4 separate regions of the Homo sapiens genome follow, and regions 1, 2 and 4 are each linked to region 3. A link is a loop called in an ENCODE intact Hi-C map of the cell type or tissue named here. Cell type or tissue: endothelial cell of umbilical vein. All regions are shown on one strand. Links, peaks and the distances in the headings refer to the core of each region. The heading gives the core; the rest is flanking DNA. Region 1 overlaps CMTM2 (CKLF like MARVEL transmembrane domain containing 2). Region 2 holds the start of CMTM1 (CKLF like MARVEL transmembrane domain containing 1). Region 3 overlaps TK2 (thymidine kinase 2). Region 4 has its middle 8.5 kb from the start of CDH5.

The links. Hi-C counts contacts between places; a loop is a spot of excess contacts. Peaks named below come from ENCODE experiments on the same cell type or tissue, not always from the same donor. Only the 100,000 strongest peaks of a DNase experiment are listed, where the experiment ranks them.
Region 1: a loop joins it to region 3, with 3 times the contacts of the local background. A loop is called at or near these places in 13 of 110 quality-filtered maps.
Region 2: a loop joins it to region 3, with 3 times the contacts of the local background. A loop is called at or near these places in 49 of 110 quality-filtered maps.
Region 4: a loop joins it to region 3, with 7 times the contacts of the local background. A loop is called at or near these places in 3 of 110 quality-filtered maps.

The regions. Positions count from the first base shown.
Region 1 is chr16:66,585,717-66,593,592 of GRCh38, reverse strand. CMTM2 (CKLF like MARVEL transmembrane domain containing 2) reads right to left here. Exons shown (of 4, transcript NM_144673.3): 3 at 6,495-6,596; 4 at 5,318-5,674. The coding sequence ends at 5,474. Among named protein-coding and RNA genes, the nearest start is that of CMTM2, 10 kb to the right of the region's middle. In endothelial cell of umbilical vein, for the core only: a CTCF peak has its summit at 3,987 (motif pointing right); a DNase peak (open chromatin) is centred at 3,997.
Region 2 is chr16:66,565,914-66,573,789 of GRCh38, reverse strand. The region is part of intron 2 of CKLF-CMTM1 (CKLF-CMTM1 readthrough); the gene reads right to left. It overlaps CMTM1 (CKLF like MARVEL transmembrane domain containing 1), which reads right to left and starts at 7,351. Exons shown (of 4, transcript NM_052999.4): 1 at 6,845-7,351; 2 at 3,696-3,854. The coding sequence starts at 7,276. CKLF (chemokine like factor) reads right to left here. Exons shown (of 4, transcript NM_016951.4): 4 at 7,722-7,876. The coding sequence ends at 7,779. In endothelial cell of umbilical vein, for the core only: no CTCF peak of the experiment used is centred there; DNase peaks (open chromatin) are centred at 3,779, 4,439 and 5,249; H3K27ac peaks cover 2,007 bases.
Region 3 is chr16:66,511,508-66,519,383 of GRCh38, reverse strand. It overlaps TK2 (thymidine kinase 2), which reads left to right. Exons shown (of 10, transcript NM_004614.5): 7 at 1,507-1,595; 8 at 2,169-2,248; 9 at 5,573-5,653; 10 at 7,318-7,876. The coding sequence ends at 7,416. Among named protein-coding and RNA genes, the nearest start is that of TK2, 35 kb to the left of the region's middle. RefSeq lists enhancers at 6,155-7,130, 7,131-7,876. In endothelial cell of umbilical vein, for the core only: a CTCF peak has its summit at 3,443 (motif pointing right); DNase peaks (open chromatin) are centred at 2,443, 3,083 and 3,393; H3K27ac peaks cover 3,407 bases.
Region 4 is chr16:66,354,253-66,362,128 of GRCh38, reverse strand. No RefSeq gene overlaps it. Among named protein-coding and RNA genes, the nearest start is that of CDH5, 8.5 kb to the left of the region's middle. In endothelial cell of umbilical vein, for the core only: a CTCF peak has its summit at 4,467 (motif pointing left); DNase peaks (open chromatin) are centred at 2,078, 2,928 and 4,418; H3K27ac peaks cover 2,567 bases.

The DNA of each region.
Region 1 (7,876 bases), core at 1,503-6,502, 74 kb before region 3:
AGTCTCGCTCTGTTGCCAGGCCGAAGTGCAGTGGCGCGATCTCAGCTCACTGCAACCTCCGCCTCCTGGGTTTGAGCGATTCTCCTGCCTCAGACTCCTGAGTAGCTGGGATTACAGGCACGTGCCACCATGCCTGGCTAATTTTTGTGTTTTTAGTAGAGATGGGGTTTCACCACGTTGGCCAGGATGGTCTCGATCTCCGGATCTCGTGATCTGCCTGCCTCGGCCTCCCAAAGTGCTGGGATTACAGGTGTGAGCCACCACACCTGGCCTAAATCAATTTTTCTATTAAAAGACAGAAACTAGGCCACCTAACACTCCACCTGATGACAGAATACACATTCTTCTTAAGTGCACATGGAACATTCTCTAGGACAGGCCATATGTTAGGACAAAAAACAATTTCAATAAGTTTTCAAATATCAACATTATGGGCTGGGCACAGTGGCTCACACCTGTAATCCCAGCACTTGGGGAGGCTGAGGTGGGTGGATCACTTGAGGTCAGGAAACCCCCTGGCAACAAAGTGAAACCCTGTCTCTTAAAAAGAAAAAGTGATACAGCCATAAAATGGAATATTATTCAGCCATAAAAAAGGAATGAAGTTATAGAAATGTTTTGGAACTAGATAGAAGTGGTGGTTGCACAACATTGTGAATGTACTAAAAACCACTTACATTTTCACTTTAAATTTTTTTTTTTTTTTTTGAGATGGAGTTTCACTCTTGTCGCCCAGGCCTGAGTGCAGTGGCACGATCTTGGCTCACTGCAACCTCCGCCTCCTAGATTCAACCAATTCTCCTGCCTCAGTCTCCCGAGTAGCTGGGATTACACACACACGCCACCACGCTAGGCTAATTTTTGTATTTTGTAGTAGAGACAGGGTTTTACCATATTGACCAGGCTGGTCTCGAACTCCTGACCTCGTGATCCACCTGCCTTGGCCTCCCAAAGTGCTGGGATTACAGGCGTGAGCCACCGTGCCCAGCCCAGCTCCATTGTTTTCTAATATCTGGAGTGGACTCTGATGTTTGGTTTTTCTCTTGTCAGTGTCATCTTTGTGTTCTCTCTCTGTGTCTCTCAGCTTTTAGGATTTTCTCTTAATCTTTAGAATTCTGATACTTCACCGAGAAATGTGTAGGCAGGTGAGGATGCTTTCCCAGTAAACCTGCTCAACACTTGGTGGGCCCTCTCCCTCCCCTCCCCTCCCCTCCCCTCCCTTTACCTTCCCTTCCCTTTTCTCCCTTCCTTCCTCCCTCCCTCCCTCCTTCCTTCCCTTCCCTTCCCTTCCCCTCCCCTTCCTTCCTTCCTTCCTTCCTTCTCCCTCTCTTTCTTTTTTTCTTTCTCTCTCTCCCTTTCTTCTTCTTTTTTTTTTTTTTGAAACAGGGTCTTGCTTTGTCACCCAGGCTAGGGTGCAGTGGTGCAATCTTGGTTCACTGCAGCCTCGACCTCTCAGCCTCAAGTGATTGATTTTCCCACTTCAACCTCTGGAATAGCTGGGACTACAGGCACACACCAGTATGCCCGGCTAATTTTTTTGTTTTTTGTAGAGACAGGGTTTTGCCATGTTGGCCAGGCTGATCTCTAACTCCTGAGCTCAAGGGATCCACCTGCCTCGGCTTCCCAAAGTGCTGGGATTATAGGCGTGAGCCACCACACCTGGCCTTGGTGGGTCCTTTCTATAAGATTTTAGTTTTAACTGAAAATTTTTTTCTGTTTAAGATTTTCTCACCTTCTGTGACTCCTTTGAGATGGTTGTTGGATAAATCCTCCTAGATTTGTCCTCTGTGTCTTTTTTCCAAAAAAGAAAGTCTGCCTTTTTGTTTGATTTTCTAGATTTCCTTTATTTTTCAAATCATGAATTGCCATCTTAAATTATGTCTATTCTATTATTCAACCCCTCTGTTAAATTTTAAAATCTTGGCTGGATGCAGTGGCTCACGCTGTAATCCCAGCATTCTGGGAGGTTGAGGCGAGTGGATCGCTTGAGGTCAGGAGTTCGAAAGCAGCCTGGACAACATGGTGAAACCCCGTTTCTACTAAAAATACTAAAAAAATTAGACAGGCATGGTGGCAGGCACCTGTAATCCCAGGTACTTGGGAGGCTGAGGCAGGACAGTCGCTTGAACCGGGGAGGTGGAGGTTGCAGCAAGCCGAGATCGCGCCACTGCACTCCAGCCTGGGCGACAGAATGAGACTCTGTCTCAACAACAACAACAGCAACAACAAAAATTCAAAATCTTTGTTGTAGTTTCCCACACTCCTACCCCAAGAACTCTTGTTTGCTGGTTGCCCTTTTTGAGTCTCTTTTGTTTGAGGGACACAGCATCCATTTTTATTCTGTGTGTATTAATTAATTAGGCTTTTTGCTGAATCTGCATTTCAACCAGATGTGTAAGTGACATGCCCCACACCCAGGCCATTCCCCGCTCCAGACAAGTACTTACCTGATGTAGTTCTGTTCTGAAGGGGCATCTTCCTACAGCCCATGTCGCTGTCCTGGGGTCCTCTTCTTAGCATGACACCTGAAGTCTCGCTCAGCCCCAGCCCAGCCCCCACTTCAGGCTCATTATATCCTGGGATTCGCAGAAACCCTGCCTGCTCACAAGTATTACCCCAGGAGTTGAGAGGAGTGACCAAATTCGTTTAGGAAAGTTCACACTTTTCCACAGGATTCTGAGCATAAGTCATATTTAGCTTCCTTTGTTAGGTAAAACTTATATACAATGAAATGCACAGATCTTAAGTATACTATTGAATGTTTTGACAAATGTGTACACCTGTGTGACCAGCTCCTCCAATGAATAGATGAAAGTTCTGGTACCCACAAAAGCTCACTTATGTCTCTTTGGAAATGTGAAAGGAAAATAAAATACTCAGGACCCCGATTCACTGTGCCAAAAGAAAAAAATTAAGCTGAGAGCTGAGTCATGCAAGAAGCCGCCTTTCCTTTTGTCCCTAAGCGGAGAGCTACAGACGAAAAGTGAAATATCCCCACAGGTAGCTGCTCTATGTTCATCTTATGTCAAATGCCAATTTACTGAGCGCCAGAAGAAGGCATCACTCGCTGTTCCCCTACCTGCTCCTTTTCTCTTGCAACTTGTGGTTTCAGTAACGTGACTACACACTTTCTCTTTCCCTTTCAGCCCGCTTTTCCCTTTAAATGTTGAAGCCCTCAAAATCACATTTGGATGATTTGGAGAAAGGCACAGACCTGTTTCTGAGGCATTGTCCTTAACTGTGGCACTTTTTTTTTTTTTTTTTTTTTTGAGACAGAGTCTTGCTCTGTCGCCCAGGCTGGAGTGCAAGTGGCGCGATCTCAGCTCACTGCAACCTCCACCTCCAGGGTTCAAGCGATTCTTCTGCCTCAGCCCCCAGAGTAGCTGGGACTACAGGTGCGTGCCACCACGCCCGGTGAATTTTTGTATTTTTAGTAGAGACGGGGTTTCGCCATGTTGTACAGGCTGGTCTCAAACTCCTGGGCCCAAGCGATCTGCCCACCTCGGCCTCCCAAAGTGCTGAGATTACAGGCATGAGCCACTGGACCTGGCCAAAATAAACTTCTAAATCAATTGTGGCCTGTGTCTGATACTTTTTGGGTTACATAATCAATCCCCAAGCAACCACTGTTTTCTTTCACTGTATTTTTGCCTATTCTTGAACTGCTTAGAAATGGAATCATATGGTATGTTTCTATTATGTGAAATCCTTCCTTGTTGTTGTATTCATAGTTTTTTTTTTTTTTTTTTTTTTTTTTTTTTTTTACTGCTGAGTAGTGCATTCCGTTTTCTGAATGTAGCACATTTACCTCCTTTTGAACATGTGGCTCTTTCTAGTTTTTGGCTGTTATGAACATTCTAGTATACCATTAATCTTGGCTAAATATACAGGAGAAGAATTCTGGGTCATGTGGCAGGTTAGCGTGCATTTTTGAGTTTTTCTCTACAAAGCTAGAGGTAGGTGTGCCTCACACTGCCTGGCCTGCAGGGGATGCTGTGAGGCTACAGAGGGGACAGTGGACTTGAAGTGTAGAGGAGCCTGGGGCCACCCCAAGTTCCAAGGCTTCACCCCTAGAGGCCACCAGCTGCCCGTCTCCCCACCTGAAGGACCTGCAGGGGCCTCCTTCCTCCGGCACACCTTTGCGGCAGCAGCTAAGCACATGGCCTTCTCACAGCCTTCAGTGATCGCCTTGGCCCAAGTCATGATCATGTCCCCAAGGCTCAGTGAACCCTCCCAGCTTGTCTCCCAGGCTGGGCTCGGGGCTCCATGCTTCCTCCTACAGACCCCCTTCCAAGCTCCTCATGGGTCAGTTTGGGGCCTGGCTTTCCTCTCATGGAGACAACCCTTCCCCTGCCAGGATGGCTGGACTGTCCAGTGAGAGCAGAGCCTTCTCTGGTGGAAAGATCTGCAAGGCCTACATGTGGGGACTCCAGGCCTTATGCTCAGGTTGTCAGTGGAGGGAGACACTCCAGGTCCCAGAGGGAAACAGCCCCTAGACTCCTCCTGTGCCCACCCTGCTCAGCCCATATGCCAGCCTGACTCAGGCCCTTGGAGGCCCTGAGCCCTGAGAAGTTGACACCCCCTGCCCTCCTCACTTCGACCGGAGTGAACCTCAGTGAGGATCAATACTAAATTGCAGGCCAGGCATGGTGGCTCACGCCTGTAATCCTGGCACCCTGGGAGGCTGAGGCGGGTGGATCACCTGAGGTCAGGAGTTCGAGACCAGCCTGGCCAACATGGTAAAACCCTATCTGTATGAGAGATACAGAAAATTAGCCAGGTGTGGTGGCAGATGCCTGTAATACCAGCTACTCAAGGAGGCTGAGGCAGGAGAATTGCTTGAACCTGGGAGGTAGAGGTTGCAGTGAGCCGAGATCACACCGTTGCACTCCAGCCTGGGTAACAAGAGTGAAACTCTGTCTCACCAAAAAACAAAAACAAAACAAAACAAAACAAAACAAAACCAACCTAAAAACTAAACTGCAAGGAAGGCCAACAAACTTATTTTTCTCATAACAATTGCTTGGATGCTTTTTTAAAAAAGTAAAATTAAAATAATCAGTGTGAACAAAATGATCCTTTTGTTTTCTGGTTTCTTGTCTTCCTCTGCCCCCCATGCCCTGGCCCCCTGCCCCCTGCCAGTTGGTTGGGGCCACTAGCCGGCAACACCTACACTTCTGGTCCCCCAGGCCCTTGGTGCCCAGTAGCCTGGGAGCACTTCAGGAGCCTTGGCTCCCAGGCCCTGCCCTGGCCTCGCCCTCTGCACCCTGACAGTCAGTAACTTTTGCTGAATGAACAAAATAATGCTTACATCAACTTTAGGCTTTTAGAATCCATTAATCCATTCTTTTCCAAGCAAAGGTGGTAATGAAAATGGAAAAGAAAACCATTCCAGAAAGAAGACAAGGAAGAGAGTGGAAACATATTGCTGTAAAATACACTGCCGTTTCAGACACCAGGAGCCTCCTCCAAGTCATTTCTTTCCCTTTGCTGGCCCTGGTGGCTTGCCAGGTTCTGGTGGCTTGGCGGGTTCTGGTCCCTTGCCCTGCTGGGGTCCTTTTTCCTTTCCTGGAGGAGGAACCAGCATATGCTTTTTGGCCTTCTTGCCTCTGAAGTGGTTTCTTTGAAGACACACATCGATAAAAGCAAAAACTCCAGCCGCACCAATAAGGATCTGGAAAACAAAACGGTCCTCATGACTTTTGCTTTTCATTCCAAAGGTGGTGAGTTTCCCTCCTGGTTTCTCATTCATCAGGGGGTGCTGTTTCACACATCCCCCATGTCCCCTCAAATGTCAACCATCTCTGAGAGGCTAGGAGCGTGCCTACTCCCTCAGCCTTTGCCTTCTCCACTCCCCCGTCCTGCCATCTCATCTCTGTTTCTTTTCTCTCTTGAAACCCAGCCAGAGTGGGACTGTTTGCTCTGGGGTCGGCAGCTACAGGAAGGAACTTGGGCTGGCTCCCCGGACATCATCTTTATTTAAATGGTGGTTCCGTTGGAAACATCTGTCTACTTTACTTTTTTTTTTTTTCCTTTGAGACGAAGTCTCGCTCCGTCGTCCGGGGTGGAGTGCAGTGCTGCAATCTCTGCTCGCTGCAACCTCTGCCTCCTGGATTTAAGCGATTCTCCTGCCTCAGCCTCCCAAGTTGCTGGGATTACAGGCATGTGCCACCATGCCTGGCTAATTTTTGTATTTTTAGTAGAAAATACATTTTCTACTAAATTTTGTAAATTTTGTGTTTTTGTATTTCACCATGTTGGCCAGGCTGGTCTCAAACTCCTGACCTCAGGTGATCCGCCCGCCTCGGCCTCCCAAAGTGCTGGGATTATAGGCATGAACCACTGCACCCGGCCTACTTAACTTTTAAACTTTGCTTTGATCCCAAGACTTTTGTGGAAAATAAAGAAGCCCTTTCCTTAAACAGAGGACAACACCCATCCTCCAAAAGAAGTGAATTCAGAGCAAATGCAAGGCCCAGCATGGAAAGACTCACCACAGCAAGTAAGTAGTGGAGATTCATGGATCGCCGACTTCTCACAGCAAAGACCACGGCTCCCACAAGGAACGCACAAGCAATCAGGTCGTTGAAGAGGTCCTGAAGGTGGAGAGGTTAGTCAGCCTCAGCCAAAGCCAGGGTCCCCATCAACAAACACTGCACCCTGGCTAGCTTCCTCCAAAGGAATGATTTGCAAATTTCCACCTGATTTTAAAATGTATGCATAAAGATAAACACACACCGGGCTAGGTGGACATATCTGTGGCCCTCCAGCTGGGCTTTTTAAATTGAAACCTAAAAAGTCCAGGATGCTAAAATGCCCTCGTGCTGAAGCCTGTGAAGTCACCAGCCCCCTCTTCTACCATCTCTCTGTGAAATCACACATTTGGTTTCTGCCTATGTCTCCTCCCACTAATACTCATTTATTATTTTTATTTTCTACTTTTTGAGACAGGGTCTTACTCCGATTATGCAGGCTGGAGTGCAGTGGCACAATTTCTGCTCACTGCAGCCTCGACCTCCTCAGGCTCAGGTGATTCTCCCACCTCTGCCTCCTGAGCAGCTGCGACTACAGGTGTGTGCCACCAAGCCTGCCTAATTTTTTTTTTGTGTGTATTTTTAGTAGAGACGGGGTTTCACCATGTTATCCAGGCTGGTCTCGAACTCCTGGACTCAAGCGATCTGCCTTCCTCGGCCTCCCAAAGTGCTACGATTACAGGTGTGGGCCACAGCGCCCAGCCAATACACATTTAAATAAATACACAACTATAAAACGTCATGATGTCCCTCTTAAGGACCCCACCACCGCCTTTCAGCTCCCAGGACCAGCTCCCCTCTCTGGAGTCTGGGTGGGCTGCACTGGCTCTGATGGACTCTAGCATCTCACTGGGAGCCTGGCAGCTTCTTCTGCAACCCCCTGCCCTCGGCCTGACTTCCTAGACCCCTTCCCCTCTTTGCAAGGCAGCACCACCTCTTCCTTCCTCAACCCTCCTGCCCATCCCCTGTGACTTCAGTCTCGCCCTCCCCATACCATATACGCATTTCCCTCCTGCTAGTGACAAGGCATTGCCAAACTTCTCAGAGCTGGCCAAACCATGGCCATAGCAGGCTGGCTTCCTCCCGCATTTCTCCTGGGCCTAGAGGATGGGGTGAGAAGCAGCTGATCCTGCAGCGCTGGAAGACACCTGCCATCCCCCTTGGTTTCTATAGTGCCATTTCCTGCTGTTGTCCTTTCCTGGCCACTTTGTTTCAGGCCTTTTCCTTTTTAATGTTTTGAATTTTGATACATTTCAAATGCCCAGAAAATAATAGAACATCCTATCCCCGACTCCCACCTCCACCAGGCCAGGAGCCACTGACATTTAACAGATGTTAACGTC
Region 2 (7,876 bases), core at 1,290-6,289, 54 kb before region 3:
GCTTGAACCTGGGAGGTGGAGCTTGCAGTGAGCCGAGATCGTGCCACCGCATTCCAGCCTGGGCAACACAGTGAGACTCCATCTCAAAAAAAAAAAAAAAAAAAAAGAAAAACGTTAAACATGATTTGTTTCACAAAATGTAGTATTTGTAATAGGAATTTACATACAATGAATATTATCTGGTATTCAATTAACTGCAACTTTCATTGGTTTCATTTTTTGTTTTAGTTTAAAATGTTTATTCCTTTTAAAAAATTGCTTTCTGTTGGCAAAAACATCTGCTTCACCAGAACTCAGTTTCTCTGACCATGCTGGATTATATTCTTTATGATGTAGAAGTGTTTAAAATATGAGCTATTTAGAAGACAATAATTCAAATTCATAATTTCTTACGATCTTGGTACCTGACACTAGGCTAGAGTGGGGCGAGTTGGTAAACCTAAAAATGAAGAGCATGTGTGGGGTGAGGAAAATTGTACTTTTCCTAGCTTTGATGCAGACTTATGCTGGTAAAAATGGGTTTAAATTTTAAATTAACTTTATTTACTGATTTAATTCCACTCTCAAGTCTGCAGGTAAAACCAGTGCTGTGGAAGCTGGCACATTTATTCTGTGAGTTCACATGAATCAAGAACGCCAAGAGCCCATCTGAGGAGACCTCATAGGCCCTAACATAGGTTAGGGGTTGAAAGCAGGACCTGTGTCTTTCCCATGGTGTCAGGGTCCCTGGCACACCCTTCACAGCTGCAACTCAGAGACTGAGTATGGGTCCATCCTCTGTCCAGAGGAGGCGGCCTTGACAAAATATGGTCCCAGAGCCCACAGATCTGAGCAGGTCACCTGTATCTGCAGTAAGTTCTCTTTGGGGCTTCCCTGCTGAGTCCAAGCCCTGATGTATCACAGTCTGTCTCCCTGGTGGAGACTTTTACCCTCACCCCTTTTTCAAACAATAATCGGAATAGGGAAATAAGGAACTCTATCCTTTTATGAGCCTTTAAGTTAGAAATCGCCACTTAAAGTCAGTACTCCTTACCCTAATCCCATACCTCCTGGGAGCCAAGCCTTCTTGCCTGGAGGGAAGGGCTGAAAGGAAGTGGTAGCTGCATGCTGGGCACTCTCAGCTGTGGGCAAGCCTCTGAAGCTGTGCAGAGCCCGACTCAAACAGTTCTAGTATGAAATTGACCGTGTGTTCTGTGGCTTCCTGCACTGACCTTATCATAAGGTCCCAAGTGACTCCTGAAGCTTGATTCTAAGCCTGCCTACCTTCTGAAGTGCCAAGTCATCACCTCCTAGCACCAATACCCTCACAAAACTAGCACATTCCCTACTGTGCCAAGGCCTCCCAGTGTAGCTACTTGCCCCTCTGAAAAATTGTGTAGGTACACATCCTTCATCTCACAGAATCTGAAAGAGCACATTTGAAAGGAAGGGACTGGATAGGAGAAGAGAACACAATTTGGGTCCTGTTTTGATGAGTCTTTTTCAAAAACTTCCAAGTTAATTAAATCACTTACCATCTGACCAACTGTGTGGTTGCTCAGTATGTGTCCTGCTAGTGTGAACTGAACATCAGAATAACTGGGCAACCATCTTGGTAACAGAGAGTTTCCCCACCATGAAGCTCCTGGGAGCTCACAAGGCATATCCTGTGCTGTGCTAGGTCTGGCCCATGCTCTCGAGGACAGTAGCAGGAAAGGACAGGGGCTCCGAATCACCTCTGGGCTCCCAGTCATCCCCAAAAAAGAGGATACTGTCACTTAAGACAGACACAGCAAGGGGGCCTGGCTTTATTGGAGTTGACCAAAGGCCTGTAACCCTGCAAGAGCTGGGCTGAACTTCCTGTGACCACTGTGAGAACAGGTTCTCTCATAGGACACTCACGGTTCATGCTCAGGAGATCCTAGTTCTTACCTTTGTCTGGGATACTTCTTGGGCATTACCACTGAACCCTACAGCAAAGTATGATGTCTCCTGGCCCTCTCCAGCTTTATGTGTGGACCCAGCCTGCATGAGTCCATTTCTCAGAGGGCTCTGATCCTCCTGACCACAGCTGATGGTGCTGTGGAGCCATCAGTCACCCACCCCCAAGGGCCTGTGTACACCCACCAGGATAACCAATTCACCTTTGGTGCTGTATTTTAAGAAAAGCATGAGGAAACAAGATACAGAGATAAAATTTAGAGAAGCTGAGGAGGACATAAAGACATAGTTTCACTGAGTTTCTTACCTTAATGGAGAATGGAGATAGAAAACCATCACAAGATAATAGGTTGTAAAGTCTGCAAAGAGTCTGGGCTTTAGAGTCAGATAGACCTGGGTGCATATCTGAGTTTCTGGCACCTACATATGGCTACTGAATTGAATTCAATTGGCAACTGAATGTCTTTAATCCAATTTTCTCATCTGTTAAATGAGGGGTGAGGGGTGACCATAACCTCACTGGGTTGTTGTGAGGATTAAATAAGGTGACATGAAAAAGTATCTGGCACATGGTATATGCTCAAAAATGGTTACTTTACCTTCCCTTCTTGAAAATTTCCACGGACAGAGATTTGAGTTTCCCCTGAGAAACCTCTCCATAACTAAAAGGGTCTTCCACATGTTCAATTAAAGTTGCTCATATTTGCTTTGTCTGCTTCCTGTACTCGGCATTCTGTGGGACAGAGAGAGCTCAGCAGCCTTTGAGAAAATCTCTCACAGATTTGAAGACAATGTTTGAGTTTTAGCTCAAAAGGAACATTCTGACTTTAAGGTTAGAAAAATGTTCTATAAGGAAGTGGGATGTGGAAGAGGCCTAAGCTCTGAATTAGGATTGTTCACAGCGCAAGACAGAATGGCAAACGCCACCCAGCTATCTGATGGGTCTGATGGGTGGCTGTTCTTTTTGGACATTAGAATATTTAATTTGTGTCACATACTATGTTATTGGCTTTGCACACATTTAAATGTTTCAGGAACCCTATGAGGTAGTTATTATCATACTTTTCCTTCTCTGTATTTCTTAAATGGGGAAACTGAGGCTAAAGGTTACATAGCTAGTAAGGTGGCAGGACCAGAATCTGGGCCTATGGCTGCCTCTGGACAAAACCGTACTGCCTCTCTAGTCTGAGACCTGAGGGGTTAGCTTTAGCAATTGTTCAGTTGGCAAAGAATGTGAAAGTCTGGGAAAAGCTATTAAAGAAGGCTCTGTAATGTCTTTTTCTGGATAGTCCGGCACCTCTTTGTGATATGGACCCTAACACACACACACAGGTTGACTACAATCTTTAAGTGTATGCACGGCAATTTTCTACAATGCCATCATATCAACTTTTGCTTTTGGGGAGAATGTTTATAATCAGAGTGCTCTCTGCAAAGTAGAAGCATGCACTGTTGTACAAGCAATGGCTGAGAAATGTGCTTACCTACTTTATATACTAAGTATATATATTTTTTTAGGACAAGCTGAAAAGTACCATGTGTCTAGTGCCATAATGAGGGGTTTTACACTCAGGGCTGGAGCAGCGGTGTGTTGGCTGTCCTGCAGGCACAAGGGTTCAAGGAATCCTTCTGGACCAGGGCAACACCCTAACTGTCACAGCTCAGCTATGTCCTTGTCTAGAGAGATAGCTCCGTTGTTTTCACTTAAGGAGAGCCCTTACTCTGGGGCTGAGGGCAAAGCTTGGATTTGAAGAATTGTAAAAATGAACACTTACAAGTAAGGGCCAATGTAAATAGGTCAGCAAGTGGTGAAGGGTTAGCACATATATTAGAATAAAAAAAACGACAATGCAGATTTCCAGACTTGTGATTGTTATAAATGACTCATTGGCTTGGGTGATGATGAAACAAGCTAATGCTCCTAAGATAAGACTCTGCAATAAAAGAAACAGGATTTGTTTTAATGCATGATTTAAAAAAATCTACATTGTCAGAATGTAAATCTGATTATATCACAGTACAGTGGCCTGTATTGTTTTGCACATACATTTTTAACATTTCTTACATTTTGAAGAAATGAAATACATGAAAATAATAAAAAAAGCACACAGTATAGAAGGATAAAATAATACCAATTTCTTTCTCTTCCCCCAACCCAACCTTAGTCTCTCTCCTTAAAAGTAACCACTATTAACAGTTTATATTTCATACTAGAAAGAAGTCTGTATATATACTGGTAAAGTACATATACATTGATTTTGGTAGAAACAGTGAGGAAGAGCCTCAGTTTTCTTTCTTTCCAAACAGCTGCTGATTATCTCAACATCATTTATTGGGAAATGCCAGTATTATCCCTATTGATCTGAAATCCAACCTTTATTGTATACTAAATTCTCAGATGTAGTTCGGTCTCTTGAGACTGTTCTCTTCCATTGAATTGGTGCTTCCTTCTCTAGTACTCTAAGTTATAGACAATTCACTCTATACTGAGTTATTGTTTCACCTAGTCTTCCTCTTCTTACTCATTCTCAGACTGTTTATGTCTCCCATGTTTGTGTTGGTCAAGTTCCCCAGACTAAGCCTGTTGGCATTTTAGTTGGGATTTCTAAATGAAATACTTACTTATAATTTGGAAAAATTACAGAATTTAGTTTTTCTCAAGAACAAAATATATCTTTCCAGTTATTTTAGTGGTTTTTAAAAAATATCTCTCAGGAGAGTTTTAAAGTTTTCTTCCCATATGTGTATCACATTTCACTTATTTTTAGATATTTGATCATTTTTGATGACTGTTGTAAACAGAAATATTTTCTTATATTTTAAGTGGTTATTTGTCTAGGAAAGCTTTTATTTATTAACACAATAACGAGTCACCTGACTAAATCATCTTGCTCTAAATTGTTTCCAGTTGATTTGTTTTTTTCTAGATATGCAATTACATTAGCTGAAAGAAAGCATATATTTTACCTCCTTTTTTTTTTTTTTTGAGACAGTCTTGCTCTGTCGCTCAGGCTGGAGTGCAGTGGTGTGATCTCAGCTCACTGCAACCTCTGCTTCCTGGGTTCGAACAATTCTCCTGCCGCAGCCTCCCGAGTAGCTGGGACTACAGGCGCGTGTCACTAAGACTGGCTAATTTTTGAATTTTTAGTAGAGACGGGGTTTCACCATATTGGCCAGGCTGGTCTTGAACTCCTGACTGAGGTTATCTGCCTACCTTGGCCTCCCAAAGTGCTGGGATTACAGATGTGAGTCACTGCGCCTGGCCACCTCTTTTCAAATATTATTTCCCATTCCTAATTATGATGACTAGTGGTTTCAGAAAAAATTGACTCATGGTGTAGGCATCATTTTTCCCCTCATTTAATAAATAATACTTCTGATATTTAATTAAATATGCTGACTCTTAGTTTGAAATGTTTATTTTTACAATGTCAATGGAATATTTATATACTCCTATCTTACTGGTCTCCCTTCTTGGCAATCAGGGACAAATGTTGAATTTTGTCACATGTTCTGTGACATAATCTCCTAATTTTTTATAATGTGATAGATATAATCTCATTTTCACTTTTACTTCTAATACAGTGAATTATTTTAATAGAATCTTAATATTGAATCATCCTGTTTCTTTCTTGTGGTATTGTATTTTCAAAAAATACTGATGAATATTATCTGCTAATAGATTGACATTTTGTTCTGATGCAAGTGAGATCTCTACTTCGTTTTCTTTTTCTGAACTCAGTCAAGTTTTCCTATCAGTATTATACTGATTGTGTAAAGATAGTTCAGAAGTTATTTCTTCTTTCTCTATTCTTTGACAAAGTTAGAGTAGTGTCAGAATTATATCCCATGAAGGCTTGAAAGAGTTAACTTGTAAAAAGGTCTGGGCCTGATACATTTTTGAAAGATACTCATTTGCTAAAATTCTCATTTTCTTCTATGTTTATATTGCCCTGTTTAGATTTTTCCCTATTCTGGGATCAGTTTTGGTGATTTACATTATTCTGGAAAATCAACCATTTCATCCAATTATTCACATCTATTTTGCAAGGTACTCCTGTAGATCCTTTCAGTTTTGCTGATGTTTGTGATTATTTTCCCCTTCTGGTTTCTAATTTTAAATATATGTCTTTTCTTCCCCCTTTTTTTCTTGGTTGGCCAATGGCTTATCAATTTAATAGGACTTTCAAACGACAGCTCTTGTATTGACTGATTCTATTATTTTTGTTTCCTAACTTATAAATTCCTATTATCTTCATTGCTTCCCTAATTTCCTTTGTGAGAGGAAACTGAACCAACCCAAATGTCCATCAATGATAGACTGGATAAAGAAAATGTGGCACATATACACCATGGAATACTATGCAGCCATAAAAAAGGATGAGTTCATGTCCTTTGCGGGGACATGGATGAAGCTGGAAACCATTATTCTCAGCAAACTAACGCAAGAACAGAAAACCAAACACTGCATGTTCTCACTCATAAGTGAGAGTTGAACAACGAGAACACATGGACACAGGGAGGGGAACATCACACACTGGGGCCTGTAGGGAGTGGGGGACTAGGGGAGGGATAGCATTAGGAGAAATACCTAATGTAGGTGACGAGTTGATGGGTGCAGCAAACCACCATGGCGCGTATATACCTATGTAACAAAACTGCACGTTCTACACATGTACCCCGTAAGTTAAAGTATAATAAAAAAAAAAAAAAAAGAAAAAATAGGGAAAAAAAGAGGCAAGTTTAGTAGGAAAGGTTTAGTGTGTGGGGAGCAGGGGGTGGTGGGGAGGAAAGGTGAGGCAAAACAAAGGTGAGTGGCAAAGTGAATTATGGAAGGTTTCTGGAGCTGGCACCCCGTGGGCATTTCCCCGAGGCCACTGCCGGCCACATCCGCCCAGCTAGGTCTCACCAGCTCTCCGCTCACCAGTCTCAGGATCTTCAACATTCCAGTGGGCGAGAAGGAGAAACGTTTGAGGCTGTCCCTGAATTTGTACGGGACTTTGGCTCGGCCCTCCACGCGCTCTTTGATCGCCATCTCATTTAAGAGTTTGGATTCAGTGTGTGCAGAGGGCGTGGGGGGTGGGAGTGTGGGCTTTGGGGGTGGGCGTGTGGTGGCTTTCCTTGAGGGTGCGGTGCCCTCACTGCCTTGGGGACGTGCGGCGGCTGCGGACTGCGCACTGCGAATTGAGACTGCGGGGTGCTTCCGGGGTGCGGTCTTCGCTGAGATGTTGCGCTGTGCCTTGGGTACAGAACTCACTACGCTGCCGCTACTTGCCAGGGCTGCGGCAGTCTCCGGTTGTTTCAAGTTCCCTGAAGGTGCCTCGGATGACTCAGGTTTGGCGTGTTCAGGATCCATGGTGGGTCCCTAGGGCCTGGCCGTCTGAACCAGTGCCGCGGCAGCGGCTGGCTCTCCCCTGGGAACCAGCGTCGCGTCCCAACGGCTGTTGGCTACCTCCCCGGCGCGTGCACCCGGCTCTCGCTGCCCCACCGACAAGCCGAGCCCTTCAGCCACCCTCATTGCCACAGGGGGTGCAATGCCACCGCCTAGCCCGAGAACTCAAAATCTCTGCAACCCCACACCTCGGAGCTGCCGGCCAGCCAGGCAGTAAAGAGATTCAAAGATCCCTGAGGCGGATCCCGGCACATTCTTCCCTGCCACCCAGGCCCGGGTGCCGGAAAACCCGATCCCGCTGCTCCCAGCGCTCCCTTGGAAGTTACAGTAGTGCTCTGCGCGGGGTGCAGACTTCGGAAATCTCTTCCTCTAGCTCCTATACTGAGTTAAAATAACTGCAGAAAATATGTGGAAGAATACAGAAATATGTTTAATACTTAGTATCAAACTAAAAAGTAATATAAAATTACAAAACTTCTTTTTTTTCATGCACAGGCTTTTTCTGGTAAGGACCGCTGGGATTGAACAGAAGCTTCCGGTAAATAAGGGCCCCGTCGGCAAGAC
Region 3 (7,876 bases), core at 1,294-6,293:
AACATAGTGAAACCCCGTGTCTACTAAAAATACAAAAATTAGCCAGGCATGGTGGCGCACACCTGTAGTCCCAGCTACTCAGGAGGCTGAGGCAGGAGAATCGCTTGAACCTAGGAGGCGGAGATTGCTGTGAGCTGAGATCACGCCACTGCACTCCAGCCTGGGCGACAGAGTGAAACTCTGTCTTAAAAAAATAAAAAATAGACCATCCTGGCTAACACGGTGAAACCCTGTCTCTACTAAAAATACAAAAAATTAGCCCGGCGTGGTGGCGGGTGCCTGTAGTCCCAGCTACTCGGGAGGCTGAGGCAGGAGAATGGCGTGAACCTGGGGGGCGGAGCTTGCAGTGAGCCAAGATCACACTACTGCACTCCAGCCTGGGCGACAGAGCGACACTACGTCTCAAAAAATAAAAAAAAAAAATAAATAAAAACTAAAATATGTAGTAATGCTCCCCAACTCCCACTGCTGATTTGAGAAGTAATGTGTTGTTAAAATTTGGAAAATACAAAAAGGTATAAAGAAAAAAAGAAAAGTCTCATGTAGTCCTGCAGCTTGAGAAAAGCACTTTTTACATTTTGATATTTTTCTTTCCCACCTTTCCAAGATGCATTGGTGAATACTTTTGGAAATGTGGTTGGGATATACACAGTTTTAGATCCTGTTGCTTTCACTGAACATTAGATTTGAAATTTTTCCATGCCATTAAATATTATTTTACAATATCATCCTTCAGTTACTGCGTGAATTTTCTGTTATATAGATTTACCAAGATTTAGTTTTTTATTGGTTTAAACAGTGCCGCGGTGAGCATCATGATTATTTTCACAAAATAAATTTTTTTGTTTTGTTTGAGTCAGGGGTCTCACTCTGTTGCCCAGGCTGGAGTGCAGTGGCATGATCATGACCCACTACAGCCTTAAACCCCTGGGCTCAAGTGATCCACCTGCCTCAGTTTCCCGAGTAGCTAGGACCATAGGCATGCGCCACCACCCCTAGTTAATTTTTTTGTAGTTTTTGTAGAGATGGGGGTCTTTCCATGTTGCCCAGGCAGATCTTGAACTTCTGGCCTCAAGTGATCCTCCCACCTCACCCTCCCAAAGTGCTGGGATTACAGGCATAAGCCACCACCCTGGTCCACAAAATAAATTTCTAGAAGTGAAATTGGTTTGCTGATTCATTGCCTAACCTGAGCACTGTCTCTGTTCTCAGGGTACAAGCTTTAAAGTCCCTTTCTCTGCTTAGAGTTCCAATCCCAAGTGAATTCTCCCATCACTCCGTGCCATGGCCCTTGCAGCATTGTGCCATAAGCCGCTCCCAGGCAGCAGGAGGTCGGGAATGCTTAGGGTCCTTGTCACTGCATGTCCAGTATTGCACGGATCACACTGTGCCCTGGTACCCTTGGTGACTCCTTTCATTGAGAGCCGTCTCAAGATCCTTTTGGGGGAATTGCATAGCCCAGAAGTTTTCTCTTAGGTGAATAAGCCCTTACAACTCTCATTGCAGTGGGAAGATGCCAGAAGTGGACTATGTAGTTCTGTCGGAATGGTTTGACTGGATCTTGAGGAACATGGACGTGTCTGTTGATTTGATAGGTGAGATGCACCCCTCCCACCTCCCTCTCTTGTCTCTCTCCTGGGTCCCTTGAGGATGTGCTTGGCTGGGCCCCAACCCTTGGGGGCAGTGGGTGAGGCACTTGCCCTTGGCAGTTCCTTCCCCATGGGAGTTCAGCTTTCTCCCTGAGGGCAGACAGAATTCGGGACTTCTGGTCTCTCATGGAGAAGAACCCTGGCCTTTGTTCTTTAAACTTCCCTCCCTGGCTCAGCTACTTTCAGACCCAAATCCACTGTGATCTGATGGGTTTTTCTAGTTTGCAAAGGAACAGGAAGGACAGAGCCTGAACATTCACTGAGACCTGCTGGGTGTGAGGCCTGTTTTGAGCTCTGTCTATGAACAGAATCCCATTCAGCCTCAAAACGACCCCACGGGGCCGCTGACACTGAAAGAGAATGAAAGTCGAGGCGGAGGGTCAGTGGTCAAGCCAAGAGCTGGCCCTCCCTGCTTCCTGCTCGAGCTGTGCAGACCTTCCTCCCGCCTTTGCCTGTGTGCCTGCTTTGCTTCCAAGCCATGAGCAGAGTCCTGAGAGCCACGTATTCTTTTAACCTCAGTTTACCTTCGGACCAATCCTGAGACTTGTTACCAGAGGTTAAAGAAGAGATGCAGGGAAGAGGAGAAGGTCATTCCGCTGGTAAGAGGCCTCTTTGACTTGGTTAAAGACAAACTGGGAAACCACCTCTGTCCAACCCGGCTTCCTCTCCCGGCCCCACCCCCATGAGATCATTGTGCCCTTGTTTGCAGAGAGAGAACAGGAACCAAGTGTATCAGAGGGTGAACTCTGACTTCCTGTTTGGCCAGAGACCCACGTGGATGTCCAGATCTGCTTGGCTTCCTGTGGTCGCTGACTCACAGTTTGGCAACCCTCCTGCTTGGAGGCGTTCCCCTCCCCTCCCCACCTGCCCCTCCCCATCTTGGCAGCACCAGGGCTTGTCTGTTCTGCCTCCTGAAGATTGCCTGGCCTTGTGCTCTCTGTGTCCTCCCTAGAATGCGAGTTCCAGGAGGGCAGGACCCAGCCCTCTTGTTCACTGCTGCATCCCTAGTGCTTAGCACAGTGCCCGGCACGGAGGCGGTGCTCATGCTTAGTGGTGTTTGCCCACTGGAGAGATGCCATGCCCTTCTGAGTTCTGCTCAGGCCACACTGACTCTCATGGGGACTCTGCCAGTATAGGCCCGGGCTGTGCATCTCGCCCTGGCCCTTCCCTCCTTGCATCTCCCTTCAAAATCTGGCCTCCAGGCTGCCGCCCGGCTGATATTTCCAATACTCATCACCACTCGTGCAATTTCCCAGCCCAGAACCTTTCAGTGCCTTGCTGCTGGCTAGAATGCAGTCCCCACTTTGTAATACGGCTTATGACCCGGCCCCAACTGCCTCTCTGGCGTTATCATCCTCCATTCCCTACTTTCTATGCTCTGGCTATAAGGAACTAGTTGTGGCCACACACAAACAACCACATACACAGTGGAGTTATGCAAATGTGCCTTTGCACAGTCGTTTCCTTTGTCTTTAAAGTGTTACTCAGATGTCACCTCCTCCAGGAAGCCACCCCTGACCTTCCTTCCATTGTAACCCCCCCCAAACCCACCCCCTGGCTTTCTGTGATCATGGGCCTTAGGACAGCATACTGACACTATTTGTTTATACCTTTGTTCCCCATCCCTCACTAATGTGAGCTTTTTAAGATTGGGTCTTATTCCCTCCGTGTCCTCTGCATGTGCCTTGGGGCCTGGTGCCTAGTAGTTGCTCAGTTAGTATTGAACTGAATGTCCCATGTGAGAAGCTGCCACTGGAGGGAGACAGAGGCTGGGCAAGCATTCAGTGGGGTGTCAGGGGCTCTGAGCTCAGGATAGGCTGGACTGGGGGCCCTGGGAAGCCTATCCAACTCCTGAAATCCTGCTCAGCCTTGTTTTTCCTTGGTGCCAGCACGATGCATTCCTGCCACGAGGGCCCAGGCGTCACTCTGGGCAGCTCCTTTGAAATCTTGGAGACAAGAATGCTAGGAAGATGGAATGTGGTGGAATGGGGCCAGGCTGGACCATGCTGTGATGCGCACAGCAGCTCTGTGCAGTGACCCAGATGCTCCCCAAGCCTGGGGGCCGTCCAAGCCGTGATCCAAGCCATTGTCTTAAGGGTTTGACCAGGTCCATGGGACACATCTGGCTCCTATTGCCAAGGGAGAGCTGGGCAGGAGATGTAAAGGCTGCTGCAGAGTTGACACGCGAGCCTCTGGGATGGCGAGTGGAATCTGTGTGAGGAGCCATCCCACTCTGTGCCTGGGAGAGCACGAGTATCTGCTCTGCCTGGCATGCAGGCCCCATGGCTCAGGAGGGCCTGTGCCCCTTTTCCCTTGGGCTCCGCTGCATCAGGCTTTCTGCAGTTGGTGGTCTTTATAGTCTGGAGGGTCTATAGGTTACGAGTTGTTGAGGGGGTAGAAGGGCAATGGGTGAGGGTCACAGTCCTCTTGGTGGCAAGACAGAGCGGAGGGTTTAGAGGCTGCCCAGGGCTGGGCCCCTGCCTGAAGGAACTGAGGCCCTGCTGCTGCAAAAGTGGCAGTAAATGGGAGAAGCCAGGTGTGGGTCCTGCCTTTTTTTTTTTTTTTAGTATTTATTGATCATTCTTGGGTGTTTCTCGGAGAGGGGGATTTGGCAGGGTCATAGGACAATAGTGGAGGGAAGGTCAGCAGATAAACATGTGAACAAAGGTCTCTGGTTTTCCTAGGCAGAGGGCCCTGCCGCCTTCCGCAGTGTTTGTGTCCCTGGGTACTTGAGATTAGGGAATGGTGATGACTCTTAATGAGTATGCTACCTTCAAGCATCTGTTTAACAAAGCACATCTTGCATCGCCCTTAATCCATTTAACCCTTAGTGGACACAGCACACGTTTCAGAGAGCACGGGGTTGGGGGTAAGGTTATAGACTAACAGCATCCCAAGGCAGAAGAATTTTTCTTAGTACAGAACAAAATGGAGTCTCCTATGTCTACTTCTTTCTACACAGACACAGTAACAATCTGATCTTTCTTTTCCCCACATTTCCCCCTTTTCTATTAGACAAAACCGCCATCGTCATCATGGCCCGTTCTCAATGAGCTATTGGGTACACCTCCCAGACGGGGTGGTGGCCGGGCAGAGGGGCTCCTCACTTCCCAGACTGAGCGGCCGGGCAGAGGGGTCCTCACATCCTAGACGATGGGCGGCCAGGCAGAGACACTCCTCACTTCCTAGACGGGGTGGCAGCCGGGCAGAGGCTGCAATCTCGGCACTTTGGGAGGCCAAGGCAGGCGGCTGGGAGGTGGAGGTTGTAGCGAGCCGAGATCACGCCACTGCACTCCAGCCTGGGCAACATTGAGCACTGAGTGAACCAGACTCCGTCTGCAATCCCGGCACCTCGGGAGGCCGAGGCTGGCGGATCACTCGCGGTTAGGAGCTGGAGACCAGCCCGGCCAACACAGCGAAACCCCGTCTCCACCAAAAAATACGAAAACCAGTCAGGCATGGCGGTGCGCGCCTGCAATCCCAGGCACTTGGCAGGCTGAGGCAGGAGAATCAGGCAGGGAGGTTGCAGTGAGTCGAGTTGGCGGCAGTACAGTCCAGCCTCGGCTGGGCATCAGAGGGAAACCGTGCAAAGGGGAGAGGGAGAGGGGGAGGGGGAGGGGGTCCTGCCTTTTGCCTTGGCTTTGATTCAGGCGCCAGGGGAAGGGCCAGTGTTTGTGCCCACGAACCCCCAGTGGAGCAGAGCAGGGTGGCTGGTGACACTTGTGCTGTTTTGCTCAGCCTGGCCACCGAGTGTGTGGCTGCGTCTGCCGCTGTCCACTTGAGCCAGGTTTGCTCTTGCAGGGTTCCTTTGTCTGAGTCACTGCCCATGGTCATTGACTACTTTGACCCCCTCTGCTTGACACCCTTGGTAGGTGGGGTCTGCTCTGTCCACTCCCGACAGACTGCTTGTGTTTCCCTGGCAGGAATACCTGGAAGCAATTCACCATCTCCATGAGGAGTGGCTCATCAAAGGCAGCCTTTTCCCCATGGCAGCCCCTGTTCTGGTAAGTAAGACTCCCTTACAGGGTACGAGACTGTTCTAGAAAGAGGAGTGACCCGGGGAATGTCAGCCACCTTGCAGACAGGGGAGGGCACAGTCCTTTAGAGTTTGACAACTTAGAAGAAGGAAGGTGGGAAGGCTGGTGCTCTCTCTCCCAGTGCCTGTTTCTGGGCTGAGTCTCAGAGTGAGTTGGCCAGACCCGAGGGAAGGCAGTCTGTGCCAGTGCCATCACACCTGGCAGTTGTCACTGATCCAGCATCTTCAGCGAAGACTCTAGACCCGGGTCTCAGTTTTCACCATTTGGGATAGTAGTTCCTCTGATGTGACCTTCCTCCTTCCGTGGATGACACAGAGCCTCATTTCACCTTTGTTTGGTGACTCAGGTCATCAGAAGGAATGTCATTGTCTGGTCTGGGCTGTCACACAGTGATGCCCTTAGGAATGCTGAGGTGTGTGGAACTGTCTGCCCTGCCCACTAATGTCTCTGCGTTCCTGTGTTTACTTTTTACAGTAATCCTCCTTTCTCTTGCTGCCATGTGTCATTTCTGACTGATATTGATGTGTCTGTCCCGTCAGCATTTCCTTACTTCCCCATCTCCTTGTTTTCCAGTTTGCTGTTTCCAGATTTCTTTACTCAGACAAATAAGCAGTGGCCCAGATGCTCCCAAGAAATGCGGAGTCTGGGGTCCCTCCGAGTCTTGATTGGAGGGAACCTAAGATGGTTACATATACAACATGGGATTGGCTGTGAGGCAGGGTTGTGCGCAAGCTTTGGTGCATGGCTATAGGAGCATTGTTTGATGGGATGTGAGGCAGGGCTGTGCATGAGCTTTTGTGCGTGGCCATAGGAATATCTGTTTGGGCTCAAACACTTCTGCTTATGGCTCTTGCAGGCAGTGAGGTTGCCGGAAAGTGAGATATTACTGTAGTAATTTTTTGTTTGTTTGTTTTTGAGACAGAGCCTCACTCTGTTGCCCAGACTGGAATGCAGTGACGCAATCTCGGCTCGCTGCAACCTCTGCCTCCTGGGTTCAAATGATTCTCTTGCCTCAGCCTCCTGAATAGCTGGGACTACAGGCGCATGCCACCATGCCTGGATAATTTTTTATATTTTTCGTAGAGATGGGATTTTGCCACGTTGGCCAAGCTGGTCTCAAACTCCTGGCCTCAAGTGATCTGCCTGCCTCGGCCTCCCAAAATTCTGGGATCACAGGCGTGAGCCACTGCACCCGGCCTACTGTAGTAGATTTTTAAATAAGTACAGCTTATTTTTCTCCCTCATTATGGAAAAAAAGGAGGGTAGAAAGTGATGAGGGAAAAAAACAAATCATTCATGAGCTTACAGGGTCTCACTGTGTTGCCCAGGCTGGTCTCAAACTCCTGGGCTCGTGTAATCTTCAGGTCTCAGCCTCCCAAAGTGCTTGGATAATAGACATGAGCCACCATACCTAGCTCTTGTAGTACATTCTTAAGTGAAAACCTCATTGGAAATGTAGATTGCCCTAGAGCTGAAAGCGATTTGGCTCTAACCTTCCTTTTTATCTGCCTGCAACCTTCTGTGCCCTTCCCTGCCCCCTGCTGCCTGCTTCCATCTGTCTGTCTCCAGCTGTGAAAGGAGGATGCTGCTGAGGTCAGTGCAGCCTTGTGACCCATGTGTCTAATTTCCAGGTGATTGAGGCTGACCACCACATGGAGAGGATGTTAGAACTCTTTGAACAAAATCGGGATCGAATATTAACTCCAGAGAATCGGAAGCATTGCCCATAGGAGGCAAAAGGTCTATGGCTCATGTCTGAAAAATGCCTGCTGCTGCCAAGTTAGCTATTGGGAGCAATCTGGAAAAACTTGCTCCCAGGAGGGCTTTGTGTCTGGCCAGCTTGATTTTCCTAATGGTCTCATCTCCTTTGCTAGTGTCTTTGTCATGCGTCTCTGGCCCTCGTGGGTAAATGACAAACGGGACCAATGGGTTTGCCAAGCCCTTTGCTGTTCGCAGCCTCACATTCCCCCGGTGCCTCTCCCATGGCTTTGTGCTGCTGAGTCGCTCTCATGAAGCCCTTAGGGAGAGCACCTGTTGTGTGCCTGACACCACGCTGGAGCTGTGTACCAATCGTCTCAGCCTTCATTAGGAGGCCGAGGTAGGAGTCTTATATCCCAGGTGAGGAATTTGAAGCTCAGAAAGGTTGAGGGGCTCCCCAGAGGTCACACAGCCTGTGTGCAGTGGAGCTGG
Region 4 (7,876 bases), core at 1,865-6,864, 160 kb after region 3:
CTTGTGTGTGTCTGCTGAACCTTGCTGAATACTCGAGATCCAATCTGAGGCTTCCCTCTTTGAGCCTTTCCCATGCTGTCCTCCCCCATGCTTTCCTTCCTCCTTCTGCAACCCAAATCTCCCAGCCCATCAGTGCTCAGATCAAACGTGCCGGCCCCCATGCAGCTTCCAGACTCCTATTCTGACAAGCATCTTATCCCCGCGAAGCCTTTGCCACATTCTGTCTATGCATTCCATCTCCATTTTCTCATGTAATGATGCTTTGCAATAGCCCTGAAAGATGTAAGTGCTATTTGTATTCCCATTTCCCTGATGAAAGAGCTGAGGCTCAGAGAGGCTGAGTAACTTGCTCAAGGTCACACAGTGTCTGAGTAGCAGAGCCAGGATTTCAACCCTTATATTCCTGTTTATATCCCAGTTCAATGCTCATTCTATAGCACCACCCTTCTTCTGATAACTTGCCATTGTTCACCAATGTTTTATGTTCCTTTGTTATTTAAAAAATACATTTGGTGCTCAGGCTTTTCCTAGCCCTGTGCTAGGCATGGAGACGTGGAGGTGACTTGGGCTGGGTCCTTGTCTTTGATGTGCCCCAGTCTGGTGGGAGAGACAGACACCAAGACATGCATGAACCACACTGGGTGGGGCTGGGTTGGTGACAGAGGTGTGCACCCTGAGATGAGGGTGCCCGGAGGAGGTGGCCTGGGAGCTGCCGGAGGACTGGGTCCCCAAGCTGATCTGAAAGCATGAGCAGGAGGTCACCAAAGGCGGAGCACGGGAAGGGCTCTGCAGACAGCAGAATTGGCAGGGTCAAAGGCAAGGAGGCCTCTTAGGGAAGGAGAAGACATTCCAAGGGGTAGGGGAGCACTGAGGTGCTGAGAGGGGAAGAGGGACTGGCTGGGGAGGAGGCCAGGTGGTAGAGGGCCTGTCACACCACACTGAGGAGCTCAGGCAGGGCACCGCTGGGGGCCTCATGCAGGCCAGGGACCCAAGGATCCCTGGATTTTAGGAGAGGCGCCCCCTGTCCAGTGCACCGTGTCCCCATGCAGCTGCCTGCTGGCGGGGCCACCTCCTGTGGGCTGTGGTCAGGCCAGGGAGAGGCCACTGGCTGGGGAACCGCAAGGGATGGCGGCTCAGGATGCAGCCACTGGAGCTGGGTGAGGAAAAGGCTAAGTGCAGCCTCTCTTTGGCCAGGAAAGGCCGATTGAACGGGGTTTGAATTCCCGACAGTGAGAACAATACCTTGCCGCAGCCCCTGGGAGGGAGGAGGCTGCCCAGAGCACTTCCCCAGATGTTTCTCACTTTTTTCTCACAACATCCTGAAAAGGCTGTTACGGAAGTGGGGCTCCCAGGGGTGGAGAGAAAGTGGTGCCCTGTGGTTACATGCTGGGGCACATCTGCTACTTATGGTCTGGCTGATCCTGGACCAGCCACATGGCCTTTGGTGCCTCAGTTTTCCCTTCTGTAAAATGGGAATGATGGCGTGCCTTCCTCCCAGGGTTGCTGAAAGGACTAACTGAGAAGATGCATGTAAAGTGCATAGAATAGTCTCTGGTATACAGTAGGTGCTCAATGCATGTTTGTCATGACAGTGATGCCACAGACACGTTAATGGTGGGGGCACCTGTGAGTGTGTGAGGACGACCGTGTATACATGTGAGTGTGTTAGCATGGGCATGGCATGTGCACGGTGTTTGGCAACCATGTGGCTACACATAAGTATGTAAGAACACGCATGGAGTGTGTAAGGCATCCACATGGATGTGACCACATGTGCTGTGTTCGTGGTGCATGAGTGGGCTGAGAGGTGCAGTCAGGTTGAGGCCTTGGGCAGCATCCTCCTCCTCCGTTGTCTGGAGCCATTGGTCACCCCACTGCCCAAGCCTTCTGTGTATCCGTCACATGCAGAAGCCCAGAGAGGGCAAGGCCTTCCTTGGGGTGGCCCAGTGAGCCAGGCAGGGCAGGGTGGGACCAAGGGCCCTGCCTTGTTGTCTGGAGGGCAGGCCTGAGTCTGGAGGAAACCTTGTCCAGCGGAAGCCAGGGCTTCCTGTTTCTAGACCCTACATTCCTTGTGCTCTCCACCGAAGCGTCCTGGAAAACAATAGGTTGGAGGCTGCACCATCTGTGGGGCAGGAAGGTGGATCAATCCCTCCCACCTCTTGATGGGGCAAGCAGACACGGCTCTGGCACCAGCCCTCAGCTGGGCAGTGTGGCAGCAGGCCCAGAACCAGGCAAGCCCAGGCCATCTGCCTCCTGCCTGTCTGGGTCTCTTCTCCAGGCCATCTCCACACCCCTCAGTGCACACTGCACTCTGTGGCCTGAGACGAGTCCCCTGGGCAAAATCCAGCTAGGGGAGGAGGCGTCTGAGCTGGTCCCGGGGAAGGAAGCTACTAGGAAAAACTCAAGTCCGATTGGATGGGACTGACTGCACAGGCTGGTGGAGACCTCGAGGATCCTCCAGCTTCACCCACCTGCCATGCCACTGAGAACCAAGAGCGAATACAGAGAGGTTCCGACCAGCCAAAAGAAGGAATCTTTCCAGCCTCTGTGCTAAAGCTCAGAGACATGCCTGTTAACTCTTGGTTTATGTACAGTCCTAACAAGTCAGGTTCTCCAGGGAAGAGGGGCACAGTGGTAAGAGCAGTGGGCTTGGAACCAGAAGCCCCAGTTTTCTGATCCCATGCTCTGCCGCTGACTGCTCACCAGTGCTTTTTGTCTCAGTTTTCTCCTTTGTGAAAAGGTCGTACCTTGCCATGTTCTTCTGAACTCACAGGCAGCCGGAGTGGGTCACATGAGTAACATTTCTCCAAGTGCTTTGTAAACTTGGATGCCTCTTCCATTCTGAGAGAGGGCACAGAAGCTCTGGGCTCCACCCCTGCGTCTTGCCCCATGCAGCGCTTCCATTCGGCTGTTCCTAAGTTGTATCCTTTGTAATACATGAGTAATCAAAAGTAAAGCCCTTCTCTGGGTTCTATGAGTCATTCTAACAAATTATCGAATCCGAAGGAGGGCTGCGGGCAACCCCCGAAGTTGTAGTTGGGCAGGCAGAAGCGTGGCTCACTTGGTGACCCTGCTTGTGGCTAGTGTCTAAGCCTTTATTAACCTGTGAAGTCTGCACTAACTCTGGGTAGTTAGGCTCAGAAATGGCTTGAATTGTTGGAAACCCAAGTGGTGTTGGAGAACTGGACAATTGGTTGTTGTTAGGAAAAACCCACACAGCTTCCTTTGCGTCAGGCATGGAGCCTAGTTGTTTTTTTTTTTTTTTTTTTTTTTTGTGCTGGGCAGTTGTTGAGGGTGATAGGGTCTTGCTCTGTTGCCCAGGCTGGAGTGCAGTGGTGCAATCATGGGTCACTGCAGCCTCAACCTCCTGGGCTCAAGTGATCCTCCTGCCTCAGCCTCCTGAGTAGCTGGGACTACAGGCACGTACCACCAAGCCCGGATAATTAAAAAAATTTTTTTTGTAGAGATGGGGCCTCACTGTGTTGCCCAGACTGGTCTTGAACTCCTGGACTCAAGCAACCTAGTGTTCTATATGCATCAGCTTACCCACTGTCTCTCTTTCTTTGCAAGACAGTGGTTCTCAAAGTGTGGCCTCAACCAGCAGCATCAGCAAATCCTGGGGTACCACCCCAGACCTGCCGAATCAGAAGATCTGGGGGTGGGACCCAGCAATCTGTGTTACTAAGAGATTCCAGTGATTCTGATGCATGCCCAAGCTTGAGAACTGCTGCCCTGGAGCAGAGATCCTCACTTCAGGCTGTGCCCTGGAACTGCCTGGCCAGCTCCCCTCCCCACATCCAAGTAGTATCTGGGGAAGGCACATGTAGAGATTCTGATTTAATTGGCCTGGTGGGGGCTGGACTTCACTATTTTATTTTTTTTGAGACAGAGTCTTGCTCTGTCGCCCAGGCTGGAGTGCAGTGGCACGATCTCGGCTCACTGCAACCTCTGCCTCCCAGGTTCAAGCGATTCTCCTGCCTCAGCCTCCCGAGTAGCTGGGCTTACAGGTGTGCACCACCACACCCTGCTAATTTTTTGTATTTTTAGTAGAGACGGGGGTCTCACTATGCTGGCCAGGCTGGTCTCGAACTCCTGACCTCAAGTGATCCCACCCACCTTGGCCTCCCAAAGTGCTGGGATTACAGGCGTGAGCCACTGTACCTGGCTGACTTCACTATTTTGTAAAGCTCCCCAGGAGGTTAATATGCTCCCAGGTCTTCCAGCATTACCTTAGGAGGTAGCTACCTCTCTTAGCTCCATTTTGCAGGTGCATAGGTTCTGGGAGATTAAAGGGCGTGCCCAAGTTATATAGCCATGTAAAGGGATGGGGAATTCTAAATCCCTGCCTTTCCACTTCCCCTCCTTCCTCCCATTCATTGCTTTTTGCTTTATTTAGAACTGTGTGGTTTCCCAAGCAACTTTCTTTGGAAAATTAAACAATTCCTGATGTCGCCATCTAGTGGCTAGCGATGAGAACAGATGAGCCTCTTCTGGACTTGGCAAGACGGGGCTCCTGGAGGACACACGTGGGAAGAGGAAAGGCCATCATTCATAGTTGCTCAGGCAGATGCTTTTGGGACACTTGGGTTCATTTTCCCAAAAGGTGTCCTTTCAGAAGGACAGTGGAATGAAGATGGGTTTCGTGTTTAAGAGCTATTGGGAGTTCACTCATGAACCCCAGGAGAAGCATGAGGTGTGGTCCCCAGGCAGGGGGAGGCACAGAGGGATCCGGGATGAGGGGGATTCACCTGGGCAGGAGAGCTTGACCTTCCTGCAGGGGCTGGCTCACCTTTGCTTGGGCACTGACTCATTCCACCATCAGCCACTGTGGGCCAGGCCCGAGGCTGCACTCGCCTTCAGACATCAGGGGAGAAGCACAGAATATTCCAGGTGCTCAGTCCTTCGTGATCCAAGCTGGTCTGTTCTTGGCCATGGGCAGAAGCTCCTGTGGAGGCTGATGGGGCGAGGAGAGGGTCTTGCCTCCAACTGGGGGAACTGAGGTGGCTGTGGGGGAGGGGGACAGCTTCTTGGAGCCTGTGCCCAGGGTCTAAATAGGAGCCCATAGGTATGACTCAAATCCAATGGCTGCTCCCCACCCTGCTGGCTCTTGTGGGGCCAGACAAGAGGCGCCAGAGGATGTCTCAGGACTGATGTGCTTGGGGTTCTCACCATGGCAGGGCACGGAGAGAAGTAAAGCTGTCTGAGAAAGGAGGGAGTGACTGACTACGCTCAGGGCACTCACAGGGTGGAATTCTTTTGTAAAAATAAATCTCAGTGGACAAAAGAGATTTAAGGGCTTGTACTATTGGAAGGTAAAGCCTCTAGCCTGGAAGCTTACCATTAGATGTCGTGTCTTTGCTTCTTCATGTAAACGCTGTTTTAGCATCTGTTGTGTATCAATCTCATCTGATTGCAGCCTCTTTTATTCCCAAACACATACTCACATCTCATGGGAGGCAAAAATTTCCAAGGAATACAGTTTGGGACACATTGGCCCCAAGGGAGGTCTCCAGTGGTATGCCACAAGATTCTATTCCAGGCCCATCTAGACTAGCATTCTTTTAAAAAATTAATGAATGAATTAATTATTGAGACAGTCTTGCAATGTCACCCAGGCTGGAGTGCAGCGGTGTGATCATGGCTCACTGCAGCCTCAACCTCCTGGGCTTATGGCAGCCTTGACCTCTCAGGATCAAGCTGTTGTCCCACTTCAGCCTCCTGAGTAGCTGGTACGAGAGGTGTGCACCACCATGCTCAGCTAACTCTTAAATTTTTTGTAGAGACAGGGTCTCTCTATGTTGCCCAGGCTAGTCTCAAACTCCTGACCTCAGCTGATTCTCCCACCCCAGCTTCCTAGTGTTGAGATTACAGGTGTAAGCCATTGTGCCTGGTCTGGACCAGCATTCTTTATCATCAACTTAGATGAAGACGATTGTCTACTGATCCAATCAATGGGCTCTTTAAACCCTGATGGGATGGAGGATGGGCTGGACAACAGGGTCAGGATCCAGAGGTCTTGTCAGGGTGAGGAAATGATTCAAAATATCAATAGGAAACATTACAAGGATGAGTTGAGGGCCCTGTATTTGGGATTGGAAAAAAAAAGTCAAAAGCAGCTGCCCAAAGATGGGAGACAAATATGAGAGAAACTGAGGACCACTTGGTCAATGGTTGGGATAATAATAGTATTAATAAAATAATGATAGCTGACATGGACGACCTTATTTGACCTTCACAACAATGCATGAAATAGGTATTATTATTGATCCCTATTTGACAGATGGGAAAATTGAGGCTCCTAGAGGTTAAATAACTCAGAACCTCCCTCAGGGCCTGCTGGTACCATGTTCATTCCTTTCAGGGCAAGCAGAGAATGTACAGGAAACAACTATGGGAAAGTTTAACCTAAAATAGAACAGGGTTGGGCGCGGTGGCTTACGCCTGTCATCCCAGCACTTTGGGAGGCCGAGGTGGGCGGATCACCTGAGGTCAGCAGTCCGAGACCAGCCTGGCCAAAATGGTGAAACCCTATCTCTACTAAAAATACAAAAATGAACCAGGTGTGGTGGCAGGCACCTGTAATCCCAGCCACTCGGGAGGCAGAGGCAGGAGATTTGCTTGAACCTGGGAGATGGAGGTTGCAGTGAGCTGAGATCGCACCACTGCACTCCAGCCTGGGTGACTGAGCGAGACTCTGTCTCAGAAAAAAAAAAAAAAAAAAAAGAAAAAGAAAAAGAAAAAAAAGTAGAATAGGAAGCCATGGAGGTAGTGAGCTCCCCATCCTTAGGGGATGTTCAAGTGTAGGCTGGAAAACACTGGCAGTGCTGTTGTGGTAAGGATCTCAGCAACAGATAGGGTCTAGAAAGAAATAATATTTAAGGTCCCTCTTCCCTCTGCAATTCTATAATTCTGCTCTAGCAATTTATTTCTTTAAAGTCAAGTTTATGATAAGGGAGGACTATATTTTTTCCACATGGAATGTATGCTTTATTTATAATACTTTGGGGTTTCTTCTATGACAAATATGCTCACTATATTTCTGAGTTCTAGGACTTGTGACAAATTTTACATGACCATTTAGGGTTTACATTTTCAGCTGATTATTAAGACATTTATAGTTTTTGCACATTTATATTTATGACATTGGGTTGGTCGTATTTATGATGTACTGGACGCCTAGCCATTGGTCAGGAAGCCTGGCTGAATATCTTAACATTGTTTCTGCGGGAAAACGTGTCTTGCTTTACGGTAATTCATTTTATGATGTGGATTCAGAAACTCAGTGAATTTACTCTGGGAGAAAAAACTCAACAGCTACGCAATTTGGGGAAGTCTCGTAGATTTAGAGGCAGATGACCTCGAGTTAGCTATGTGGCTTGGGTGAGTTTCTCAACACTTCTGTGCCTCAGTTTCTGTATTTAGTAATCTGAGCTAGGGAGTGGGAGGGAGGACACACATACCCTCCCCAACATTGCTGAGGTGGTGGTTTCTGTTTTGCTCTTACTGGGCACATGGGAGGGACTCAGCCCTGAACCTTCCCTCTCTCTTGTCCTCCTTGGATTTGCTGGTGGTACCTTGGGAACCATGTGCCTTGAAGGCTGCTTTCCCAGAGGGGCTCCAGCTTTTGGGAGGATTCTTAGGAATCCTTCCCAGGAATCTTGCCAGGCAGCATGTTTTCAGCACGTTAGAATTTTGCTCTGGGCTCCAAACTAAACTTGTTTCACCTTAAATAAAAGAAATCAATCCTCACAGCTGAGCTGTGCTACAACATTGATTTAGCATACATTTTGACATAGCCTGGCTAATAAATAAGCAGAAAGGCAATAAACATTAGGGAGAATTATCTGTTAGGGAATTGGGGTGGGCAGCTGGGGAA